3 separate regions of the Mus musculus genome follow, and regions 1 and 3 are each linked to region 2. Evidence: chromatin loops called from intact Hi-C (ENCODE). Cell type or tissue: heart. All regions are shown on one strand.

What was found. Peaks named below come from ENCODE experiments on the same cell type or tissue, not always from the same donor. Only the 100,000 strongest peaks of a DNase experiment are listed, where the experiment ranks them.
Region 1: it touches region 2 in a loop (10-fold over the local background); 5 of 42 quality-filtered maps call a loop at or near these places.
Region 3: a loop joins it to region 2, with 2.9 times the contacts of the local background. A loop is called at or near these places in 3 of 42 quality-filtered maps.

The regions. Positions count from the first base shown.
Region 1 is chr6:50,975,192-50,983,191 of GRCm38, reverse strand. All of the region lies in intron 2 of Gm38809 (a long non-coding RNA gene), which reads left to right. Among named protein-coding and RNA genes, the nearest start is that of Gm38809, 11 kb to the left of the region's middle. RefSeq lists an enhancer at 862-2,121. In heart, no CTCF peak of the experiment used is centred here; DNase peaks (open chromatin) are centred at 4,381 and 5,641; H3K27ac peaks cover 5,104 bases.
Region 2 is chr6:51,032,228-51,040,227 of GRCm38, reverse strand. All of the region lies in intron 3 of Gm46959 (a long non-coding RNA gene), which reads right to left. Gm31746 (a long non-coding RNA gene) reads left to right here. Exons shown (of 2, transcript XR_869077.2): 2 at 6,458-7,293. Among named protein-coding and RNA genes, the nearest start is that of Gm31746, 25 kb to the left of the region's middle. In heart, no CTCF peak of the experiment used is centred here; a DNase peak (open chromatin) is centred at 3,437.
Region 3 is chr6:50,934,511-50,942,510 of GRCm38, reverse strand. Gm31686 (a long non-coding RNA gene) reads left to right here. Exons shown (of 4, transcript XR_377658.3): 2 at 1-626; 3 at 3,545-3,791; 4 at 7,437-8,000. Among named protein-coding and RNA genes, the nearest start is that of Gm31686, 5.9 kb to the left of the region's middle. In heart, CTCF peaks have their summits at 2,206 (motif pointing left), 2,848 (motif pointing right), 3,488 (motif pointing right) and 5,211 (motif pointing right); DNase peaks (open chromatin) are centred at 1,330, 1,660 and 5,200; H3K27ac peaks cover 961 bases; H3K27me3 peaks cover 1,377 bases.

The DNA of each region.
Region 1 (8,000 bases), 57 kb after region 2:
AACGCCATGCCAACTATGCCTCAGAATATGCAGTTGTCGTAGAAGCTATGACCCGAGGGCTCCTAGACACCCAGCCCTCTCAACTACAGCCTCCTCCAAAGTGACCCCATTCTGTCTGAACTGACCAGACATCTGCAGTGGTGCCATGCTCACTGTGGCTTCTTGACATTCTCTGTCTGCTTTTCTCCCGCCCCAGGGCACATTTTCAAGCTAAAGCTTACCTAATTTAGCTTCTGGGACAAAATATCTACTTTTCTGGGAGGCTTAGAGGCTCTGTGACTTTGCAAAGACTCTTAAGAAAGCTTGAAGCAATCCAAGCCTCCCAATGCATGGGGAACATTTGTGTATACACATGTGACTCCTAACTATGCCTCTCCCCCCAACATACACACAGTCAGGTACTCACACTTACACACTCACACAGTTCACTCTCACACATACACAGACTCACACATACTCCCATGCTCTCAGTCTCTCTGTGTCTGTGTCTCTCTGTGTCTGTGTCTCTGTGTTTCTCTGTGACTCTGTCTCTGTCTCTCTGTCTCTGTCTCTTTCTCTTACACACACACACACACACACACACACACCTCTAAGATTTAGAGTTCTGTGTAGATGTATCCGTTCTAGACTTTCTAGCACTCTCAGAAGGTAACTTAGTCTCTTAAGACCAGGTTAAGCATCTGGACGCGTCAGCAAACAAACATGCTGTCAAATAGCCTCTCTTTCAGTTTTACAGACATATTATCCTGCACTAAAAAGCAATATGGATAAGATTTTTGATATTGGAAGATAAGTTGCACTCTGAAGCGATGGCTGTTGCTTTCCTTTCCCATGGACCTTGGTTGTCCTTGTGACAGGGACCGCCACAGTCCTGCTGAGACACACACGGTGGGAAAGATTCCTTGGAGCTTTTTCTGCAACACAGAGTGGAAGGATCTATTTAAAACAAACTGTCTTTAACTGCAACCAAGCTGGGGATCTAACCCTGCAGATTTCTAAGCCTGCTTGTGGGCGACAAGGCACAGACCCAAACGGAAAGCAGTGCAGAACCCTCGGGGAGAGGTAGACACAGTGGAGGCCAGTGCACCAATTAGGGGAGAAGCGAAACAGATGACGCCTGACATGGGCTGGAGAAAGAGGAGAGGTTTCAAATACACATTGAATTCTGTTTTCTCCAAAGGTCAGCTTTAATCAAGTTCCCATGTAAATATTACCAATATAAACCAAGTAATGGAGGTTAAATGGCTGCGCTTGAGGTCACTGACTCTTGGTCAAGCTGGAAGATTTCACATGAAATGGACCAGTTGTAATATACCTGGAGGGCCTCAGGCCCAGCCATGAAACTTGAGCCCCCTGCCTCCTCTAGCTGTCAGATGGAGTGTAGAGTGAAAGAAAGAGGGGGGCAGGGCAAACACCAGATGCATAGGGGCCCTGAGGATTTTCTAAACACATTAAGCTTAGACTCTCTGTGGCTGAGAGTAAATGGGCAATCTCATGTATGTTTGACATATATGTTAGTACTTCTTGTTTGTTGATGTCATTATGAAGGGACACCTAACAGTCCTAAGAGGATTCCCCCCTCCTTGGTTCTATGGGTCTTTGATGCATTCTTTGCAGAAGTGCTGCAAGATCTTGCTTTAGAGGCAGAGCCTCTGTGCCCAACTAGAGGAGAGCCAGGCCTGCAGGGCTCTATTCCTAATGTATAGGGGAGGAAACTGAGGTAGAAAGGTCAGATAATTTGCCTACGGCTGCAGGGTTGTAGGATGGGACTTGAATTCAGATCTGACATCAGTCCATGTCTTTAAGCACACAATTCAAATCATTTCCCTAACTGGCATCCTTAAACTGGCATCTTCTCACACCGGCTTAATCTCAGTTGTTTTCAACTGGCTTCTAAGTAAATGCAGCTTGCCATCTAAATGCCAGAGTCGCTTCTTTGGAAGATGGTCTTCTAATCAGAGATGTGGACAGATTCCCACATATTTTAAGCCTAGAGATAAACCCATGTGCAGAGCACACACACACACCATGGAGAGTGGGAAGGATGTTGGGCCAGCTCCTAAGAGTAGCAAGGGAGCCTTCCAGCAGCTACTGCTCACTAGTTCTAGGAGCTTCACTGCTGCCCCAGAAACTGTCTTGCTCGCTCTTGAACCAACCGCATGATGGGGCAGAGTGAGACTCAGTCAGGGTTTGCTTTGATGCCTTCTTCTCTGCTTCCACAGGAAATGGCCTGAGAACCCAAGGCTTCTGAAATGCTCTGCCTGTCATCTTTATGGGAACACCAGACCATAAAGTGCAGAGAGATGTGTGCAGATAACTGTGCTATCGTTTTCAAGGCAAAAAGGCTTAGTAGGGCAGAACCATGACACTGATATACAAAAGCACAAGCCTAAAGAAGCTGTGCTCATCCAGTTCCACTTTCCTGGGACTGTGGATGGAAAACACGCGCTTCACTAGAGAGAGAAGTTGATGGTGTCCCCGGGAAGCCTTGTGCCTTCAGATCTTCTGGAGCAGTTGTCTCTAAACTTCCATTCTGCAACAGGCAGGGTTTGCATGCCTGAATAACTCAACACCAGAAGTGAGAGCAGTTCATGACTCATATGTGTCCTGCACGCATCAGGGACGAAAGATGAGCAATCATGTGTGCAATGTACAGGGGATGGAGACCTAAGTAGGTCCTGGTGTGATGTTTTGGGGAAATGGTTGGAAGGATGCCCTGGGTAAGAACTGAAGGTGGACCAGCGGCTCAGAGGAAAACAGAGTAGAGAATAACTCAGAGTGAGATGAGAGGATCTCCGTGGGCTGGAGAGGTGACTCAGTGTGCTACAATGATTGCCAGCAAGCCTGACAACTCCAGTTAGAGTCCCCAAGATTCACACTGTAGAATAATAGAACAAATACCTGCAAGTTATTGTCTGACCTCCACATGAAAGTCAGATGTATGTTGCAGCCGTGCATGTGCACATTCACACAAAATAAGTAGGCAAACGCAAAAATAAAGGAACTTCCTTTGTGGAAGGTGGAGGCATTTGCTTTACCCCTCTGGCTCTCAAGCCACAAGTGAATAATAAATGAAAATGGCCTGGTCAGGCATGGTGGCCTACGTGGGAGGCAGGACTGTTGCTATGAGTTTAGGACTACCCTGATGTATATAGATTGAGACTCTTGCTTCACAAAACAAAACCAGAAAACCCAAAATAGCTCAGAGAAGCAGCATGAGGGGCTAAAGTTAGACAGCTGGCAGCTGTTCCTGTAGAAGACTGATCTACACAGACTCTTTAGTTCTGGTTCAAATTACAGTCAAAGATGAGAGATGGCAATGTGAGATCTTTTCAGGAGAAGAGACAGAAGAGAATGGGTCCTGTGCTTACTAAGGACACCAGAATTCCACAGGATTGTCCTTTATTATTAGCTTCTGTGAGCTTTGCTAAGTCACTTCACACTCCTCCTCCATAAAATTTATTTTCCTCCTCCATAAAAACTGGTACACTGATTCAGAAAATACCTGTTTATCAAATGCCCTGTAGTAATGATTAATATCACATATTTCATTCTCAAGATGTCTTGGTTTAGAGCACATGTTATGTGGTTGCCTCTCTCACAACAGTTACCATAACAATCTGATGTGAGCTCAGCTAATGTTGTTTTTCTCAGTACTGTGTAGACAGAAAGAGCCAAACAACCAGCTCCTTTTCTTTAAGAAAACAATAGAAAAAAAAAGCTCTAATTTCTTGAGTTGACCACATATTTGGTCTTCTCCCTGGGTGCTTTCCAAGTATTAGCTGATGCGACGTGCACGAACATTCTCAAGTCAGAGACAGCTCTTATACCACTGGGAGCACTGAGTCTCAAGAGGAGAAGGGCATGTGGCCTGTTTAGATCTGAACCCAGGTCTCTCGATCTTGAAGTCACTTTTCAGCTTCCTGTGATGCTGTGGTTTGGATAACACATTTTATCAACAGTCAGAGCACCAGCCCACCAAGGGCATGGTCTGGTTTTAGCCATGGTCTGGTTTTAGCCATGGTCTGGTTTTTTTGTTTTTTTGTTTTTCTTGGCTGAGAAAGCATTAACCCTATAAATCCTAAACCACATGACACTGGTGTATTCAGATGAAATACCTTCCAAACTTGAGATGATTTTCCACCAGTAACTTTTTCTTTCTTTCCTACAAAAAAAAAAAAAAAAAAAAAAACTCTAGACATGTGGACCACCATTGTCTCTGGCACTCTAAAGGTTAATATTTACTACAAAAGGCAGACCTAGAGATTACTGGGACATCATGATTCTGATTAAATCACAAGGGTGCTGTTACCCCCCCGCACAGCAGCCGGCTCAGGGATAAAAACCATCCAGCACTCTGAGGTCACACTCAGAACACAGGAAGGGCTGGAACAAAGTGAAGGATCTGAGTGCAAGGCGTAAACAACTAAGCAGGGTTGCAAAGGAGACCAGAAAGGAGCTGTCTGGGATCTGCTTCTGCTTTTGTGACTTTCAGGGCAAGGCTTGAGGCCTCTTAGATTTTCAAAGAAAAGTAACCAGAAAGGAAAGAAGAACAGCTGGATACAGCAAGGACATCAGTTGGATCAGACTGTCACCAAGCACTGGGCATGAACTGGTGGGGTGGTCAGGCACTGTGGACAAGTGCCTTTCGTTTAATTGTTTTTTTTCTTAAACATTTTCTCCTCCTCTTCCTCTTCCTCTTCCTTCTCCCTCCTCCTCTTCCTCCTTTCCCTCCTCTCCCTCTTCTTCCTCTTCCTCTTCTTCCTTCTTCATCCTCAGCCATGCTATCCCAGTGGATATTAGCTGAAAACATTGCCCCCTTTTTTATCTGGGACAAGCTCACAAGTGGTCTGGGGTAAAGCTGAGTTGTCTTTGGATTCCTGTTAACGTTTATTTTGGTTATTGTGCAAGTTTGGAAGGACGGAAGAGCTATGTTGAGAAGACTGCGTGTTTATACAAGATGTAGAAAGAGAAAGGCTCCTGGAGTGCTCTGAGGACAAGGGAATCCTGTTTCCTCACTCAGGATAAAGATGAAAATGCTATGACCTTCTGGTTTACCCCAGTGCTAGTTAGCACTTGCTGAAATGTTTGGGCTCTGAGATATCACTAGGCAAGGGCTACCATAGATTTTAAAACAGTGTTTTTGCATGGGATGGATCTCGTTGTGAGACACAGTATGGCTTCTGTGTTAGGAATGTCTCTTTATACTCACAGCCCAATATCCCCTGCCACAACCACGTGTACCCTTGTGGATATCAAAGCTAGACTCTCCAGAAGCTATCTGAGGTGCACAGCTCCAGATCCTTCTAGAGCTGAGAGTTAGGGCATCCTTCAGAGGAGTTGAGTTCTATTCCCTGCTCCATGCTATGGGGGAGGCCCCTTCTCTGGCTTCCTGGATGCTGTCCTTTCTGTCTCTCAGTAAATCACTTTGAACTTGGAGAACACGGGAGGGACAGAGTACACCCAGGTGTCCCGAGTCATGAAGCACACTGGCTCCTCTGGGGGCCCACTAGACTCCCTGAGCTTTGACAACAGTGAAATGTGACAAGAAAGTAAATATTCTTGTGCCCCACTTAACCAGAGGTCAGATGTCCCTCAACCTCAGCCTTCTGGAATTCAGCTTGAGCAGCAGGAAGGAAGCAGAGCAGGCTGGAAGCGGCGGAAACCCCAGTCACAAGGCGGTGCACTCTAACGATGTCTAATTGACTCTTAATTAACGCACACTCCTAATGAGCCCACTTATTTAGTCACTTGGGCCACAGCGAATTAAAAGCAGAAAATTGAGGGGGCCAAGGAAAAAGGAAAGAGAGATTAGTGGTAATCACCCCAAAGGCCGTAGGAAATGAAGACAAACAGCTTGACATCAAAGAAAGAGATAAAAAGCAAGCTTTCAGAAAGGGGTCCCAGAATTAGCAAGGCCAGCAGTCCTCAGCATCTGTAATGGGTCAAACATCATTGCACATCTGGAAAGCCTGAGGGCATCACCGCCACAGTGAAGACACAGTTCCTGCCCTAAAAGCCAAGACAACGTGCACGCAGGGGTTGAAGTGTGGCCAAGTCCCCACCTTCCGAGTCCCACGGTTCTTCTCCCATGGAATGATTTACTCTGGAAGCTTGTTGAGAACAGCAGGCATCCTCACAAGGCTCCACTCACTGCAATGCTGACTCAGAACCATGCTTCTGAGAACTGGTAACCCCTTCGCTGTGCTGGGAGTCCTAACTTAGGCAACCAACTCAGCGCACTGGGCCTTGACTCATTTTAAAACAAAACATTCAAGCTGTTCATTTTCTCTGTTCTTCAACTATTTCCTGGTCCACTAAAGCTTCTGTTGACTGTTGGCACTGAGTAGGTCCTGCCAGGCCTTGTGCTTTGTGGAGTGGCATCTGGTCATCCTCATGGGAACAAAAGAGCAGGCAGAGCTGACCAGTTCAGTCAGCACCTCTCCTTTCTCTTAGTTATCCAGTCTATCCCAGACAGTGGGCTAGCCCCAGAAAGTGGACACTTCTATTTGCTTATAAAATACCCAAGTGCTAATAAGCAAATATATGGTTTATATCAGAAAACACAAAAGATGCAGGTTATCTAATTTTGCTTTTCTTATTTTTTAAAGGAAGATGATCTCACTTTTTAAGAACACTGGTATAAGGCTTAGGATAAATTCAATTCCATGTATTTTAAAATGTTAGCTATTTGGGGGATAAATTTACTTCATTGTAAATTCTTAAGGCTCAGGATAATTTCTGGCTTATGGTCCAGAATTGTTTCCAGATGAATGAAAGAATAATTGAATGAATGAATGAATGAATGAATGAATGAATGAATGAATGTCTTAGGATTTGAAATAGCCAAGTTTTGGGTTTCTCAGGATGTTTATCTATGCAGAATCTCTGTTTCTTTCATGATGGTTGGCAGTTACAGTACACAGACTGAAGGGAATAGGGGGTGAAATAGAAAAATAGTTCTCATATTCGTAGAAAGCACCTGTTAGGATTTAGGGAGCATGTTTAATATTTATGAAACTCGGAAAACCTTCTGGGCAAGACAATGACTCACAGCTCGTGAAGAGGTAAACTTATGTGCCATTCTGTAACAGGTATGCGTTAAGTACCATATGTGTTCTTGACGTTGTATGTGTGTAAAACATTGTTTAGGAGTCAGGAGTCATTTTCTTTCCCACGGATATTCTTTGTCTGATGCAATGAATTCAACCAATTTCTTTCTTTTTCCTTTCTATCTATAGGAAAGAAATGCTCTTAAAACTAATATATACTAGGTCTTTCTTTACAAAAACGTTTAAAATTATGTTGGCTCCACACAATGTAATCTGTGGCTTAGGTCCCATGAAGAGTCACTTTGCCAAGTGACAAGCACATATTCCTTTTGTTTCTTGTTCGCTGAGATGACCGAACCTCTGCTCCTGGGGTGTGCACAGCCATATTGGTATGCCAAGTGCATCAGGGAGCACAGAAGTCATTTGGGAGCTAAAAGTAAGAGTTATCTGCAAACAGACACAGTAGAACTATCTTGGAAGATATGGAGTAGGGGGGCAGATGTTTTACTTAGTCCATTGGTTCTCAAGCTTGCTGGTCTTGGGATCTCTTCACATTCTTAACAGTTAGTGGTGACCAGGCTATGCTTATAAACATCATAAAATGTTCTAGATACAAGGATGCAGATTCTATTGGTCATAAAGATGATGAAAACATCGTCTGACTTCTTGTCTCCAGAAAAACTACACTGTACATGAGTAGACAGTTGAGCATTGTTATAAAGGTATTTTTAATACACAAATCCTGGAAGGGACTCAGAGCCCCCAGACCCCTGCACAGCACCATGAACCACTGATGTCACTCATTCAGGAGACAAAACAGTCATCCATACCAGTCTCCAGAGGGGTCAACCAAGACAGAGTAGTGACACTTGGCTGGTAGAGGCTAAAGAATCTCATGTGGACTGTGTCTGCCTCAGTGACAACTCCAGCCTGCATTGCAACAAGCAT
Region 2 (8,000 bases):
TTGCTTGGGTCCTCTGTGTGCTGTCAGCAGACCCTGGAAACTTGCGGTATTGGACAAATTGAAGTTGGTTCAAAAGGATGTCTGAAGTCATTCTGTGTTGAATTAAGAAATCAGTAGTTCAAATGTGGATGCAAATTCTTCATCACTTTAGCAACTGAGAAAACTTTCCAGATGTTTCAGAGAGCTGTAAAATACTGTACATTGTTTTCTTTTTCAATGGGAAATTATTCGCAGGGCAATAAAAAGTTGTTTTTTTAGTAAACAGATTATGTTTCAGGCTGCGGTGTGAATGCTTAAAAGGAACGATGCAATCTGCCACTTTTTAAAAGGGGGTTTTAAACATGTCAGTACAGACCTTTCAATCCTCTGTCCCATAAATTCTACTTTTTAAAATGAAATCAACGTGAGCCCCGAGAGCGTGCATGCTACTATATCAAAGCCAGTGAGTTTGGCTGTTTATTGCCACCCATGCGACGTGGCAAAGACGCCGCCTTTTCACATGGGACGTTTTCCTCAACTTTACACCGAGTGAAACTTAATTGCTTTTCGTGTCCTGGGATCATTAGGCCTTAGTACTCCCGGAGGTGGAGGCAAAGGAGAAGCTGAAAAATAAGTCCGTTAATACGTTTCACCTGGAATTCCATCCGTCCTTCCTTGGACTGCCGGTGGTGTGGCAAGTTGCAGTTTGCGAGGCCACTTTCTAAAAGCAGTTCACTTCAACACGGGTAAAATGACTCTTAAGCCAGTTTCTTGTGCTTCAACTATTACTGCCAGGCAAGCGAACAGGATGTGTGATTCTTTCAGTATGTTTGTTTCTAGTATGTTTGTGTCTTAAGAAGGAGGAAATATATAGTCGTCAGAGGAATAGAAAGAAGCCTGGGCAAAGGCCTCCAAGGAGTGACAATTGTACCTACGGAGCAGAGAAAGGACAGATCTGCACAGCCATGCACAGCACAAGGCTTTTCTTCATGTTGCAACACTGGGCTGTGTCCTACTTCTCAAAGGGATTTATGGGTCCTCTTAGATTTAATTACAAATCATGTATGAAAGTTTCTTGCTGGGTATTTGAATGAAGATTATGGTAATTATCCAACTGAGGGTATGAGAAAGGGTACAATTCAAGCCAGTTGTTAGAATTGCTGGCAGAAGTGAAGAGTTCCTGCGAGGATAATGGAAGATGAAAGAGAGAAGGGCTCATGGGAGACAGCCCTTCAGTCTGTGTCCTTGTGAAATGCAAGCAAACCCACGTCATGCTGAAAACACCCTCCCATCCTCCATGGGGATGCTTGCCCCCAGTAACCCACAGGAGACTCTGGTAACCACAGGGAAGGCTGTTATTGAGAGTGGTCTGATACACTAAGACTCTCACCTAATATTGGCCTCTGAGGATACCATGGATGAAGACAGAGTTGGAAAATATGCATCCTTTTTCTTGGCATAGACCTGGAAGATGATGGTTTAATGATACCTTTGTCGCCAATAGCTTTCATTTATGTCCACTCTGGCGTGGCTCAGTAGAACTAGATCCTGACTACCCTTTGTCCTGACCTTCTTTTCAAGATGGCAGCTGCCATCCTTCCTTACTGGATAACAATGTGACTGTGTGGAGAAGAATTTACCAATGTGGGACTGGCTGGATGGCTCAGGGAGGAAGGGCAGTTTCTGCTAAGCTTGATGACCTGAGTTGGCCCCCTGGGACACATAAGATGGAAGGAAAGAACAGACTCCTGAAGGTTGATCCTTCCCCTCCCCCATCCCCGTGCAAGCTCATATGTGCATGTGTGCACAAACAAACAAATAAATAACTCAATAAAATCTAAAGTTAAAACTGTTGCCTATTTGGGTGCTGGATACCAGCCACACTGCCATCTGCGTTCCTTGCAGTTTGAGCACCTGGATCTCCAGTTTATTCTGAAGGCAATTTTTCAAAAGGTAGATCTATAAGACATATCCAACTTCACTGCTTACGTAGACCAGTGGTTTAGGAGCCTCTGTTTTTGCAATCTGTGAACACCCAGAGCTCCCTGCTTTCCTTCCCTTCCATCTCTGATAGGTTCCTCCCCTGGGAGACGTATGCTGAATCCCAGCAGAGTGAACATCAGCCAAGAGAGCTCTGCCTTGTCAAAAATGATCTCCCACATTCCTCCCATGAAGTTTTGAAGGCCTAGATGTAGTTTCTCAGCTAGGTTTGGGGAGTTCAAACATGCCAGATAAAGGAAAGCCCCTTGGGAAGACAGACAAAACAGACTCACTAGTGGAATGTGTATGTGTCTTCATAGACAAAGGGCCCCCGAGGAGGTGACCCTTATGCCAAGATTTGAGACTGAATGAGATTGGACTAGTAAAAATAAAATCCCGAGAGCATTGGGCAGAACCTTGAAATGGGCAGTCTGGGTGGAGAGGAGGCCAGAGCAATGAGGGGGAGAAGAAGGGGCTGGAACAACTGATGGAGGGAAGAGGGTGGGCGGGAGAGCAGACTTTAATGGAGCATTGACAATCCACTCCTAAGGGAAGATTTTTGAGTTGGCTTTTTCTTAAGTAAGCATCGCTTGCAAGGTTTTGAGCTGTCCATCCTTAATTGGGAATGGGGTCAGGAATGGGGCAATGCTTTAAAAATAGTGCTTGTTTGTTTGTTTGTTTTTCCCATATGGCCCTGATCTAATTGTACCGAGGTAACAAGAAAAGACTGTGGGTCCTGGTGGGGATCAGGCTTAATCACAAAGGGAATCCATGAGAAGTTTCAAATAGGGAAGTGACATCTATTTACCTCGTGCCACCAGCTACTAATGCCTAGGGCTTGGATGAGGGCAAAGGACAGGGTCTGTAAAAGTCATGATGATGGATGTTAAGGAACTATCTATATTAAGTATTGAAGGATGACTTGGCTGGCTAAAGAATGAACGACTTTTGATCACAGGGAATTTAAGCCAGAATTAGTCTCTAACTTGCAGCTGTTTTGAACCAATGAGTACTGGCAGTAGCCTTCTAAAAACTGTACACCAAGAAGAAGCTCACTGTGGGAGGGGTAGAAGCCATCGCTGACATATCTGCCTTGGGATAGGAGGTACGGTAGGCAGACATGAGTGTTCCTAGATTGAAAACAAATGTGTAACCTCAGCTGAAATATGCAGAATTGTTTCATTTGTACTCTTGACTAAAACGGGGAAAGGATTGTGCACACTGTAGATCATTTGTGTCTTATGATGAGTTGAAGGATTTTTTTTTAATAATAATTCAGTGGCTCTTTTTGAATATCCAGATGTTAATAATAGTTTCCTGCTATGTGATTAGAAATGAATCTGCCAAGGGAAAAATCCATGAGGCCTTTTCTCTTGGGGGAAGCTGAGTTACTTCTGTTATGTTCTCAGGCTTCCTGGGGAAGTCTATCAACATATGAATTAATGATGGGAACTGGAGTCTGGCTGGTCACCAAGGAATTACCCGCCTTGTTTTCCAACTTTGACCTTTATTATTTACACACTCAGCTTGAAATAGGACAAATGCAGCAACTTCCCAGCTATTTCATTCCTGGAAACCCAGCCATAGTCTGGATGCTTCTGAGAGTGGAAGAGCTATGCATTTCATAGGGAGTTTCTGCTGTCTCTGGTTCAAGAGGCTGAGACCTGCAACCTCATTAATTAAGAGATGATGTGAATGGCAGCTGGGGACTCTCTCTTTTCCATTATAAATTCCCTGACAGAGAAAAAGTGAAAATTCACACACACACACACACACACACACACACACACACACACACACACCCAAGCTTCTGTGAAATGTTCAATAGCTGGCTTGAAGGACATAACAGTGTTTAATTGTTCAATGCTTAACGTGCTCATTTAGTTTTCTCTCGAGAATAGGTTGTCTAGAATAGATCTGGAATCTGTTTTGGAATAAACTGTTCAAACATTACAACACACCATTTGCTGACATAAAGATGTCATAGACGGCTCTAATACTCAGGGACTGAGGCATCTCTGGCATCAGCCTGGTAGTACAGATGCAGCTGCAATGTTTATATGTCATCCCATGTTTAGGCACCGTGCCTTTAACAGTTTGTTGTTCAATTTGATCTTCTCTTGCAAAGTGGAAACATCACAGCAAAGGGGAGGTCTCTCTCAGTGCTGTTTACCAGAGGGTAGTTTTTTTTTTTTTTTAACTTGATGGCATTTTCCTGAGGAGGTAAAGGTGAGCTGAGTCTTGTAGGAACAGCAAACTACAGTGAAGGCTGATGCTTTTCACTCACAGCGAGACAGGTGCTGAGGTTGGCACATCTTCCACCACCAGGGCTCAGTTCTTCCGCAAGCGCACTTTCATGGGAACGGTTATTATGATTCCCATTCAGAGAAGAGGAAACCAGAGTTTACTAACTTGCTCAACAATATTTCCAGGGTCATCTTCTCAGTGGGAACTGTAGCTCTGAGGCACTCCCAGCACGCTCATGGCACTCTTTCTAGAAACCCATGGGATCAATGTGCTGTCGACCTCTGGATCTGGATAGTCTACAACTGAGGATTCAAATAACAGTAGATTGGATATATGCCTTCTCTACCCAGCATGTCTTGTCCCCCCTCTCTAAACAATGTAGTTCAACTGGGTAGCATTTACACTGTAGTATACTAGGCATGAAGAGACAGTTAAGGACACAGGAGGATGTGTGGGGGCTATATGCACACAACATTGTGATTCATCATTGTGACTTCACCATCTTTGGATCTGAGATCCACCGGAGATCCTGGAATCAGTTCCCCATGGATACTGAGAGACAATGGTGGGTTTTCTTTTGTTTGTGTTTACTTTGTTTTACCTTGTCCATGGGGCTGTTTTTTTTTTTTTAACTGATGATGTAAACACCTCAGAAACAGAACTGGTATAGTCAAGGCAGAGGCACTGTGCGCGCGCCCTGATGCAGCTCTCCACCATGAATTTGTGAAGGGAGGAAAAAAAATAAAGCCAGTTTCACCCAATAGCATTCTTCATGGAGCAGTAAAATATTAATATTCATTAAAACAAAATAGAATATTTATTTTCTTAAATCATACTCCCTAAGTTCACATTTTAAAAAAAGATTCAATTTGTAAAGTCCTTGTCCTGTTCACAGAAAAATTATTGCTGCCTTGATGAAAAGAACCAGCTTGGTGGATTTAGCTGTGAATGGAGGTGTTGCGTCTCCCATGGGGCTCCAGTTTTACTTGTAGGAATGACAGAAAAACTTTGGATATTCAGATTTATCGATCTATTTGCATGAATAAACTGAGTGAACTTGTTGTGTCCAGAACATAACTGATAGTGTTTATGGATAAGATTAAAAATTGAGCTTCCCGAAGAAGTTTGGAAGTTTTGACAATTTGGTTTCGCCATCATGCGCCTGTGAGCTTCAGAATGGGTGAGGAGTATGCCAACGAGCTGAGAAGACATGTTGGCTTATGACTCTGTGCCACTTGTGATTCTTCTGTAAAACAGAATGTGCCAGAGTCTGAAAACTTATAGAGCAGAGAGAATTAGTATTTGCGCTTAAAGTTACAAAACCACGTGTGGATGAAAGTCCAAGGTGGACAACGGACCTGACTGTACCCATACTGTAATGGTTTGGTTCTTTGGTGTGATCACACAGCAGTGGTTTGGCTCTGCACTGTGATCATGCAGCAATGGTTTGGCTTTATGTTGTGACTGTACAGCAATGGTTTGGCTCCATGGCTTCAGAGGCCACATTTTAAGTAATCTTTAAGAAGCTGCCGCTTGGCAAGTTCTGGTGAACTCGCACCTCTTCGTAGCCCTCTGTATACCTCTACGTACTTGAAAAGTCTGTCCAAAGGCCTCTTCGTGTTAGAAAGCAGCATTCCTGATGCTGCATAAGCTCTGTGTAACTTCAATCACAGCAGCATATGACAATGGGTTGAGTATCAGGAGTGGGTAAGAGAATTCACCGTAGTTTGTTAAACTAGACAGTTGTAAGATCTGCAAAAGTGTAAAAGAATGCCACTCCCTTCCAAACATTAACCATCGTTAACTGTGGCAAAATGCAATTAACATAAAGTTTATTGTCTTCTACTACACATTTAGGCTGTGGGATATGAGAAATCACTTTCTAACTGAATGGGAAATTTCTTCTTTGCTGGCTAGCTTTCATAATGCCAGATGGTGCTATGCAGGATGCTGAGGCAGACCAGAAATCAATGATCTTATCCTATCCTGAGTTTCATGTGCTCAATTTGAACCCCCCAGGTAAGATTGCCCGTGGGCACAACAGTGGCACAACTACTGTGGGCTAAGGAACCACTTTCTGATCGGCCTTGAGGGCTGATTCTCAGGAAGGGATTTCGTGCCTGGTCTTGTAACTCCGTCAACGGCCCATAGATGGGGAGCTCATAAGCCCTAGAGCAGAAGCTGTTATTGTTATCCTTAAAATAGTCATGCAGTCATATTGCCCTCTAAATATTTGTGTTTATATCCCTAGGCCTGGCTGCTCTCAATCTTGTCAGAAGAAGTTTCTCTTCCATTTTTTTCCCCAAGAAAGAAAGGGGTTGTTTCATCCTACAGCTTGTAGTTCATCATCCAGGGAAGTCAGAGGAGGAGCTCAAGGCAGGACCAAGAGGACCAAGAGCAACTGAAGCAAGCAGGACCAAGAGGTAGCAACTGAAGCGGACTGTGGAGGAGTGCTGTCTACCAGCTTGCTTCCCAGGCCTTGCTCGGTTACTTCCTCTACCATCCAGGACCACCCACCCAGAGGCAGGGACACATATCAATCAGTAATCAATGCCTTACACGCTTGCCCAGGATCCAATCTGCTGAGGGCCTTGAGAAATTTATTTTTGTGGCAGGCAGCAGTGGAGAGATGCAGGACAAGTCCAAGTGCCGAAGAAAAGAGGACAGGTGCTCAGCATCCTTAGGAAGTCCCTACCGAGGTTAAGGGAGGACCCTTGAAGACGAGGTAGAGCGAATGTAAGAGGCAGGGGGTAGGGAGAAGTGCTGTGAAATCCTGTCTTCTGGACATGATATAGCTTACACAATCGTGAACTGACAGCAGCATAGTTATGCATACAAGGCCTGGACAAGATCAAGCCAGCTAAAATGCAGACCTTGATAAGAATGCTCTCCAGGTTTCACCGCTCACCGAGGAGCTGCCGCTGGTAGATAGTTGTTGACAGAGGAAAAATTATTTGGTTTTGAAGATGTGGCCACTGGTAAGTTTCCCACACTCACTAGATGGCCCCACACTTGTGTACAGATGAGTGGTACCAACTAGACTTAGTGAGTTATTGAAAAACAAAACAAACAAACAAAAAAAAAAAACAGACATCTTACCAAGTTGGTGTGTGTGTGTGTGGGGGGGGGGTATAGAAGGAGTGGGACGGTGATATAGGGTTATGTGGGATTATACTTCTTTATGTATGTGTATGAAATTCTCAAAAATAAGAAAAATATTTTTGTGTGTGTTCACCATTTTAAAATATTAAAGCATATTCAATTGTGCAATCCGTCTCAAACCTTCTATCTCCAAATCAAGAGTGTCTGGGCTCTCAATAGGGCAGGATACCAACAATCTTAAATTCTGTGGGAAAAGAATTTGAGAAATGTGGCCTTTGTTATTCTTAGTAAAGCCCTAGTCCTCTCTATACCTGATTTTGACTCTCAAAGCCATGCTAGCTCTGTTGGAGCAGGTGGTTAACCTTGAGCCTTTCCTCTAAAGCCATAAGACAGACTTTAAGTTCTTAATTAAAAACCAGGTACACAGTCTTGTCTCCATTTCTTGCCCTCGTAGAGTTGGATAGGAAGCATTGTGGATGGTGTTTTCTTTCAATGGATTTGGTCCAGGGCTCAAAAGGGTCTTTCCAAGTAACCTAACCTGATCTTTTTCCTAATGCTCTTTAATTCTGAAGATCACAGATGACCTGAACCTAAAGATAATCAGAGAGAAAAACAATTCAGTACACTCCACACCTGAAGAACCAGCCAGGAAGCTGGGTTACCTGCCCTAGTCAACAGGGACTAGGCTGGCA
Region 3 (8,000 bases), 98 kb after region 2:
CCAGTCATTCCCCTGAATACCTCACAGAGCTAAAGCCGAAAAGAAGGGACCCGGGACAAAGAAAAGATCAGGAGAGCAATCGGCTTCAGGATGGGGAGAGAGGAGAGCGGTTGAGAGAATTCTGCTTCCTCTTGGGGAAAGGGGATGTTTTGAAACTGAAGTGCTGTGTGGACCGGATCCGCCTCTCTAAGCCATGCAGCAGAGGAGAAACCATTGCCAGTTATGTCAACGGCAGGAGCAGCAATGTTATTTTTGTGACTAAAGCTCTTCCCCAATAAAAAGGGGGGGGGGCATTTTACTTTCTCTCCATTCTTTTATCCCACCAAGCCCCTCTTGTCAACCACAAAGAATACAATACCAAACGGCCCCATCGGACACTTCCATCATTGAAAGCAGTCTTGTTGCTGTGTTACTTAAAATATACAGTAGAAGACAAGCTATTTGGAGTGGGTAGCATGTCACCTGACACAACTCTGGGCAGACATTTTCATGCCAGGAGTGGGAGCAGAGAAAGGAGCTGCACCTCAGGCTGAAAAGCAAAGTACACTCCCAGGAGGCGTCCGGTCCACTCTAGTGCCAATGAGTAGTGTTTTCCTGTTCTTGTTGGCGACCAGTTTCTCAAAACGGTAAGGTGATATAAACTAGAACCCTGCATTTTGACCTGAGGAAGATGGGGCAAGGCAAAGCTAGTTGGCATTTAACACATATGTGGTTCATAAACTTTGGCCTCCCTGGTGGAAGAAGAAATGGCACCTCCCCATAAAAGCTTTATTGCTTTTACTGTGTTTGAGCCTCTAACTGTCAGGCAGTTTCTAGGCTCCTTGTGATATCTACTGCTTTGTTTAAGCTCCGATGGTCTACTGGGGAGCATTTGATATGTATGTATGTGTATATGCACATATATATGCAACTATGCTATATGTACACATATATGCATATATACAATAGATTTCAAAAGAAGCAATTGGATACCACCATGCACCTAGAACTCTGTGAAGGTGATGGGTTTATAGCCTAAGGATGACCATATAACCACAGAAGAGCAGAAAAGTCCAAATAAAATTTTTTTAAAAGGAGAGAAAATGCTTTGGCTTACAGCTTTTTGCCTCCAAAGCCCATCTCTTCCCTTGGCTAATCCAACAGGCAGAAGGCTTAGCTACACATTCCACTTCTGTCTTCCCCATTTAAAAGGATTCTGGATTTAGTTAGAGTCTAAGATGAAAGAACTGTAGCCTGTAGCCAAAAGCAGAGAGATATTCTGTTCCGGCTTCCAGAGAGCCCTGCTCCCTGCGGATTGCAATGTGGCTCGCAGGCCACTGTGATCTCTTCCAGAGCAGACTCAGGCACCAGGCAACCTCTCTCACTTCCTTGCAGAGCCTCTCATGCGGGAGTCTCAGAGTTGGGAGGAATCTTAAAAGTTTTGTGGTCTTATCTTCACCCCTTCCACATCTAACATCTGCGTCTCTTAAAGGACCAAATGTCGTTATCAAACGAAAGGCAGTGGTTTGTGATAGATGAAAAGAGCCTGGCCCAGCTGTATGTAGTGAGATTTACAGAGCGAATCCATAGATGGATTCAAAGATGCAGCCTGTGGCCCAAGTGGCCCATCCGCAGAGTGTGAGTTATATCCCAGACAGACAGGCTGGACCAGAGCCTCCCTACCACAATAACAACCAACGCCCTTCAATTTTGAAGCTCTGCCCAGGCACACTCAAGCTACTTGCTGCTCCCTTTTCTATAATCCTTATTTCTTGAAAGTGCCTACACAGCTCATGCAGTTAAAAAAAAAAACCTCCATTCCAAAGCCATCATTCTTAAAAGGCAACATCTTCTTTTGTATATTCTGTGAGCAGAATTATTCATCAGCATAGAACTATCATCCTCAAGGTACCAAGGAGCAATCGACCTTCAGTGCCTTACCTGGCCTTTTACATAAGGAATATAAGAGTAAAATGACTGTTCAATTTCTCAGCAAAAGTCATTAAAAACATATATACCTTTTGACTTTGCAATTCTGCTTCTAGGAACTTATCTCAAAAAAAAACCCATATTAACCAAATAGCCAATATCATTTAAGATAATTTCCATTAGCTTGCCTAGAGAGATGGCTCAGAGGTTAAGAGTTCTTCCTGGGGTCCTAGCTCTGCTGTCACAGGCAGCTCATGACTGCTTAGAGCTTTAGCTGCAGGGGATCTGACGCCCTCTACTGGCCTCTGAGAGCACATGCATGCCCATGTGTAGACACAGACAGACAACACATACCTGTACACAGTAAAACACATCTTTAAAAGATCACACATGGCTTAATGCAATCATTATTTATTCTTAACTTAGGATGCTGTTCAAGGTGAAAGGTTAACTTCCATATGTAATTTAAGGACCCAAATCACTCTATCTTGTAATTGTGATATGAATATCAAAATCCTCCCTGACGAATGAGGAGAGAGCAAAGAGAAACAGCTGAGTTCACTAAGGATGTTGCTCATACAATTATGACTATCTTTTTATTTATTTATTTTTTTGCCAGAAGCTGGTGTAGTGGCCACAGAAACTGCAAAGGGTGCTTTGAAGTATTATGTTCAATTTTGCTTAATCGATGGCTTATTCCCAGATTATCTGAATAGAGAACATACACCCATAAACGTGACACTTATACAGCCATTAAAGAGGTTGTTCTCCCTGCCAGCTAGCTTTCATAGTCCAGACAGTTCTACGCAGGCTGTTAGGGGAAAGATCATCCAAGCTCTTACCCAGATGTGAAACCTACAAACTACAAGATCAACCTGCCTGGCAAGATGTGCAATTATGGAATTCCTATTATAGGGGTAGCCAAGCACTCTCTAATTGGACTTAAAACCTGCTCCACAAGAGGGAGCCCATGCCTGGAAGCCTGGTCAGAAACCTGTGCCCTGGAGGGGAACTGAAGACTTTGTTTAGCTGAACTGACTTTCGTGTCATGCACAAGGCACTAGTTTTAACCCCAGCCTGGGAGAAGGAGGGGGTGGCTTTGTACACACCTGCAACCCCAGTTCTTCATCAGTCCAGGCTTACATAGCCAGATCCAATCTTAAAGACAAGAAGTGTCACAGGAAAGTAGTGCATGACAGAGTACAATTACTCTGGTGATAAAAACTCTGTAAGACACAGACAGTATATCATTTCAGTATATAATCAATACAAATTAAAATAATAAAATATATGTTTCATATTTTATTGTTCTCTCTATGTGATGTCTTTAGAATCTGCATGAATTTCTCAGGATGGTATTGTTTGACCTGCCACAGTAAATGCACGTAGCCAGTAGGTATTGAATGGGCAGCAGTATGTTAGAGTGTGAGAGGGGTCCCAGTGTAGGGGATGCAGCAGTGTGAGGGAGATAGGAGGAGGACATTGTCTAAGATACACGCGGTGTTTCAAAATGCCACTGAGACCGGTCTTCACATCTAACACTGTTTGCCATGTTCATTTCCATGCTGGCCACCAGGGGTCACTAGAGAGGAAGAAGTGAATTTTTTTTCTTTTTCTTTTCTTTTTTTTTCCTAAGGAAATGCTACAGCAGAGGCCTGAAGAACGTATTCACAAGTACAGATGCTCCTCGGTTTACAACGGGACTATGTCCCCAACAAAACCATTGTAAGCTGAAAATACCATGAATCAAAATTACACGTGTACACGAAACTATGAAATACCAGTAGGCAAGATCCACCAACATGTTGTCGAGTTTATGATAACTATATTATAGTTCGTGAGATGGACTCAGTACTGGATCATAAATAAAATACAGGCCTGTGGTAAGCATACACTTCATAAATTGTTTACATTTGTAAGTTTAAACTAGCATATATTGAACTCCGTATTTGGGGTGGGGGTTGGAATGAATGTATGTTGGACTGCTAGAAAATGAAAAATGAAACAGCAAGACGAACATTGGGATCAAATTCAGAAGTGACTCTAAGTTCTAGAGTGTGCTCTGTGAACCAGAAGAGTGACAGCTACTCAGTGTCTGGGACAGAGATGTGTACTCAGTGCCACCTTAGTCTGTGATAGTCAGTAATATAGTACCCATTTCACAGATGAGGACATGGAGGCACAGAGATCTATGGTACATTGCAAAACATGGATTGTGCCTGTCCTACCTGTATGAAGTTTCACTGCGTGGGTAGAATGACCCTGAGCATGGAACGTGTGGGATATTCTACCTTAGAGCAGTCACCATAGATGCCCTGAGAAGAAGTGGCGGAGAGTAGCTAGGTCAAACCTTAATCAGAGAAAGGAGGTGATTAGACTCACACTAACCAAGAGGTGTTTTGGAAATACCAGCCTTCCCTGGTTCATCTGTCAGGATGAGTTTGAGTTAGGAAGAATCTGTAAGAAAACCACGTAATATTCCAAGGACAGATGTCAGTGGCAAAATGGCCAAAGGATTTTAGAAGCAGAGCAGGCATTGTGGCCACATCCCTGCTTTATGGAAGATGTGCCATGCTCACATGAATGATGTGCCTCACACTAAACCTTGGCACTCGACTGGGACTTTTAACTTCCCCATTCATTGGCTTTTCCACAATTAACCAATTAAAAATTCTGGAGCCATAGATATTTGGGCTGGAACTGAAGTCAGCTAGAAAAAAAAATCCCCACACAATACTACCTCTGTTTTGTACAAATAATGCCTGTCCCATTTCTCGATTGCTCCCATAAACAGTCATCTCATTTGTCCTTGACCATGGCGCCATCCTCCCTCCCTCACAAGAAGGAAGGTAGACTGAACTAATCCTCATTATTTAGGTAAACTGAGACACGAGGGAATGGGGCTCATTTCTGAGTCAAATACTCACATCCATCTCTTACATTTTTGAAATCAAAGTTTATTTTGATATAAAAAAATAAGTAAAAGTTAACACGGGTACTAAACTTAAAAAAAAAAATCAAACTCCTCAATAGAGTTTTTTGGAGAGAAAGAGCTTTACAAACATGTCATTATTTAAATTAGAAGTCAGGGTTTATCTGAGATACATCAAAAGGAAGAGTGCCCTGCAATAAGTGGGAAATAGTGTATTTTCACTTGTTCTGTTTGTATATGGCGACTGCACGTCTATCTTGCTTAGTAGGTACACCAAGGGACTGTTTTTACCTGTGCAAACAGCACAAAGCAAAGGAACAGGCAAGGTGGGTTTCCTGCCTGCATAGCACCACCAGGGGGCGCAGAAAGCACCAGCTGTTGTAAAAGAAAATAGACACCAGGTGGCGCCACTCCGCCATTTTCCTTCAGTCTGGTTTTAATGTAGTGTTTTATTTCTTTGTTTAGCAGTGAAGTTAATGGCTTAGTTTTAGCTGTGTAAAACACGTTTCTATTTTCCTAGCCTCTTACTAACATGTCTGGTTCCTACGCCGTTCTTTTCTAAAAGCGTAGTAAAAAAGGGAACTCGTTATTTGTCTAAACCTACCTTCCCCATAGCATATTTTTTAGGACATTCAATCATATCCCAGATTAAATTTTCCTCTTTGGTCTTTCGCAGACTTTCTGGAATTTTCATTTTAGTTCGATCTTTAAGAGTCAGAATTCTAAATTCTACCAGAACTACAAAAGAAGTTGGAAGCAGAAGAGAGCAGGGATTTTTGCAAGAGCTGGGGGATTGGCTCTTAGGTTGAATGGTGTGAAGTAGTTTATCCAGCATCACCCCTTAGTGAGTTAGGGGTATATCTGTGAGCTGTTCCCCTGCCTGGTGTCTCTCTCTAAGGATCCTCAAAGATGTCTTCCTCCCTTGGAAGTCTATGAGATCATGTATAAGCATAACCACGCCCCCTTGCCTTCCCTAAACATACTTCTTGGGTATGTCTCGCAACTGATGCCACCCCAAAGTGTAGATGCTTCTCTGGGGCATAACACACGCACGTGACAAGTGCGGCTTAGCTTTTCAGTCCACCTTCTGTGGCTGGAGTCCTTCTGAGAACAGATTGGCTCCATCCTTCCTGCCTGAGTGGTGCTAACTCACTAGTTAGCAGATGGGCATGGGGTTCAGTGTTCAGCACCGTAGTGGATATGTGGAGAGACACACAGCCAGGCACTGCTACTCTGGACAAGTTGTCCGATATTGATGAGTTAACAAAAAACGGAGTTGCCAAATGAACCTGATCCCTAGCTCGCCTTACCTGACTCCTGGCTAGATTTTGCCCACAGTTAAGTCACCATGGGAGGTGCAGGATGGTTTTTTGTTTGTTTGTTTGTTCCATTTTGTTTTTGTTTTGTGTTCTTTTTTCTAGAATCCCCCAATTTGTTATACAGAAGAGCTGAGGGGAGCTGAGATGAGATAATTCACATTCTTTGTTAGCTGATAGCAGATGTTAGACCTCATGATCAAAGGTGCTAAACTCTCTAAGAAGCAACATGCACACACACACACACACACACACACACACACACACACCCCACAACTGTTCACTAGCCTTAACAATACCTAAAATCCTGGAATGGTCACAAAGAGGGAATCTTTGACAATATCCCCCAGAGTTGATGAATTCCCCTGTGTGCACTCACCAACCTAAATGTTGCCTAGGGAGCCCTTTCAAATGCTACTGGTGGGGACAAAGGCTTTCTGCTAATCTCTTACAAACAGAGAAGTGTTTCTGTCTCATCTGTTTGCTGCATGGTTTTATGTGTGTCGTGCTGGTGAAGGGGTACCGAGACAAGTGGTTATGTGACCCCCCTGAAAGCCATAGCTACAAAAAGGTGCGAACTTGAATAATCACGAAGCTAATGTCATCTGAGAGGGCTTGGTAGAACTGTGGAGAGTTACTCTAAGCCCTGCTGTACCCACAGATGATGCGGCAAGCACAGCCTGGCTCTCTCTGGTCATGAGATGGCAGGTTGCGTGGAGGCAGGAGATGCTAATTGACTGGTGGGCTATTTAGAGTTAGGAGGCTGAGGTGGTGGGCCAGGGACAGAAGGTGAGGGATGCTGCCTAGGTCACAAACTCAATCATTGAAAGGCCCCTGTAATGCAAGCTGGAGCCCACAAGAGCAGCACACAAGGTGGAGGGATTCCCAGAGGTGCTGACGGTTCATCTTCTAGGTTAAACCAGAGGCTTTCCAAAGGCTGCTTGCTGCTAATGAACACTGAGGAGTGTTAGTACATGAATAGAAGAGATACCTTTGCATCAAATTAGCTTGGAAAATGCTTTATTGAACAGAGTCAGTCAGATTTCTTTGGTACCCAGGAGCCTTTAATCGGCTACAATGGTAAGGACTTAAGAAGAGGAGCCCTCACGCCGGGCTTCCCAAGCTTCTTTAATGTAGCATTCTCAAACTTTCCAGTTCTGAACCTTTTTTTTTTAAAGATTATCTCAGAATATCTCAGAATGAGTCTTCAGAGTAACACTTTTTGAAAGACAACACCCTATTGCATCCTAATTTACTTAGTATTAAATTCTATTTATCAGGTTTCAGCGTAAGATTTCAGAGGACAGGGCTGTCACACAAGCAAAGGATTCAACACATGGACTGGACGTGTGTGGCACCGCCCAAGCAAACCTGGAAGGGGCTGGAAGGATGCCCCCCACCCTTTCTCCTCATTTGTTTGATGCTGATGGTTCACACGCTTGAACATTATCTTAAAGGATGTAGAATGTAGATGCCCCATTTTCAGATTCTTGTTCTGTCATGGGTCTATGCTGAGTCTCTGAAGGCGGCACATGGGTCTCAGCTACGGTGGCCATCAGAGGTGGTGAGTGGGTCGGAGTTCGGGATGACGACTTGGACCTACTTGGACTGTCCGACTAACTATACCTTCTGCTGCGAAGACAAGAAGAACAAACACAGTTCCCAGTTTCTACAGCAAAGACAGTGCCAATTGATATTACACAGTAAAATGCAACGAGATTAAATCAATAACATCTGCAATAAGGCATAATGAAGGTAAAATTATATCTCTGGCTTCCTCAACAGCTGTGAATCTATTTTTAATGATCCTCATTTTTGGCAGTCAGCTAACAACTTCTAAAACG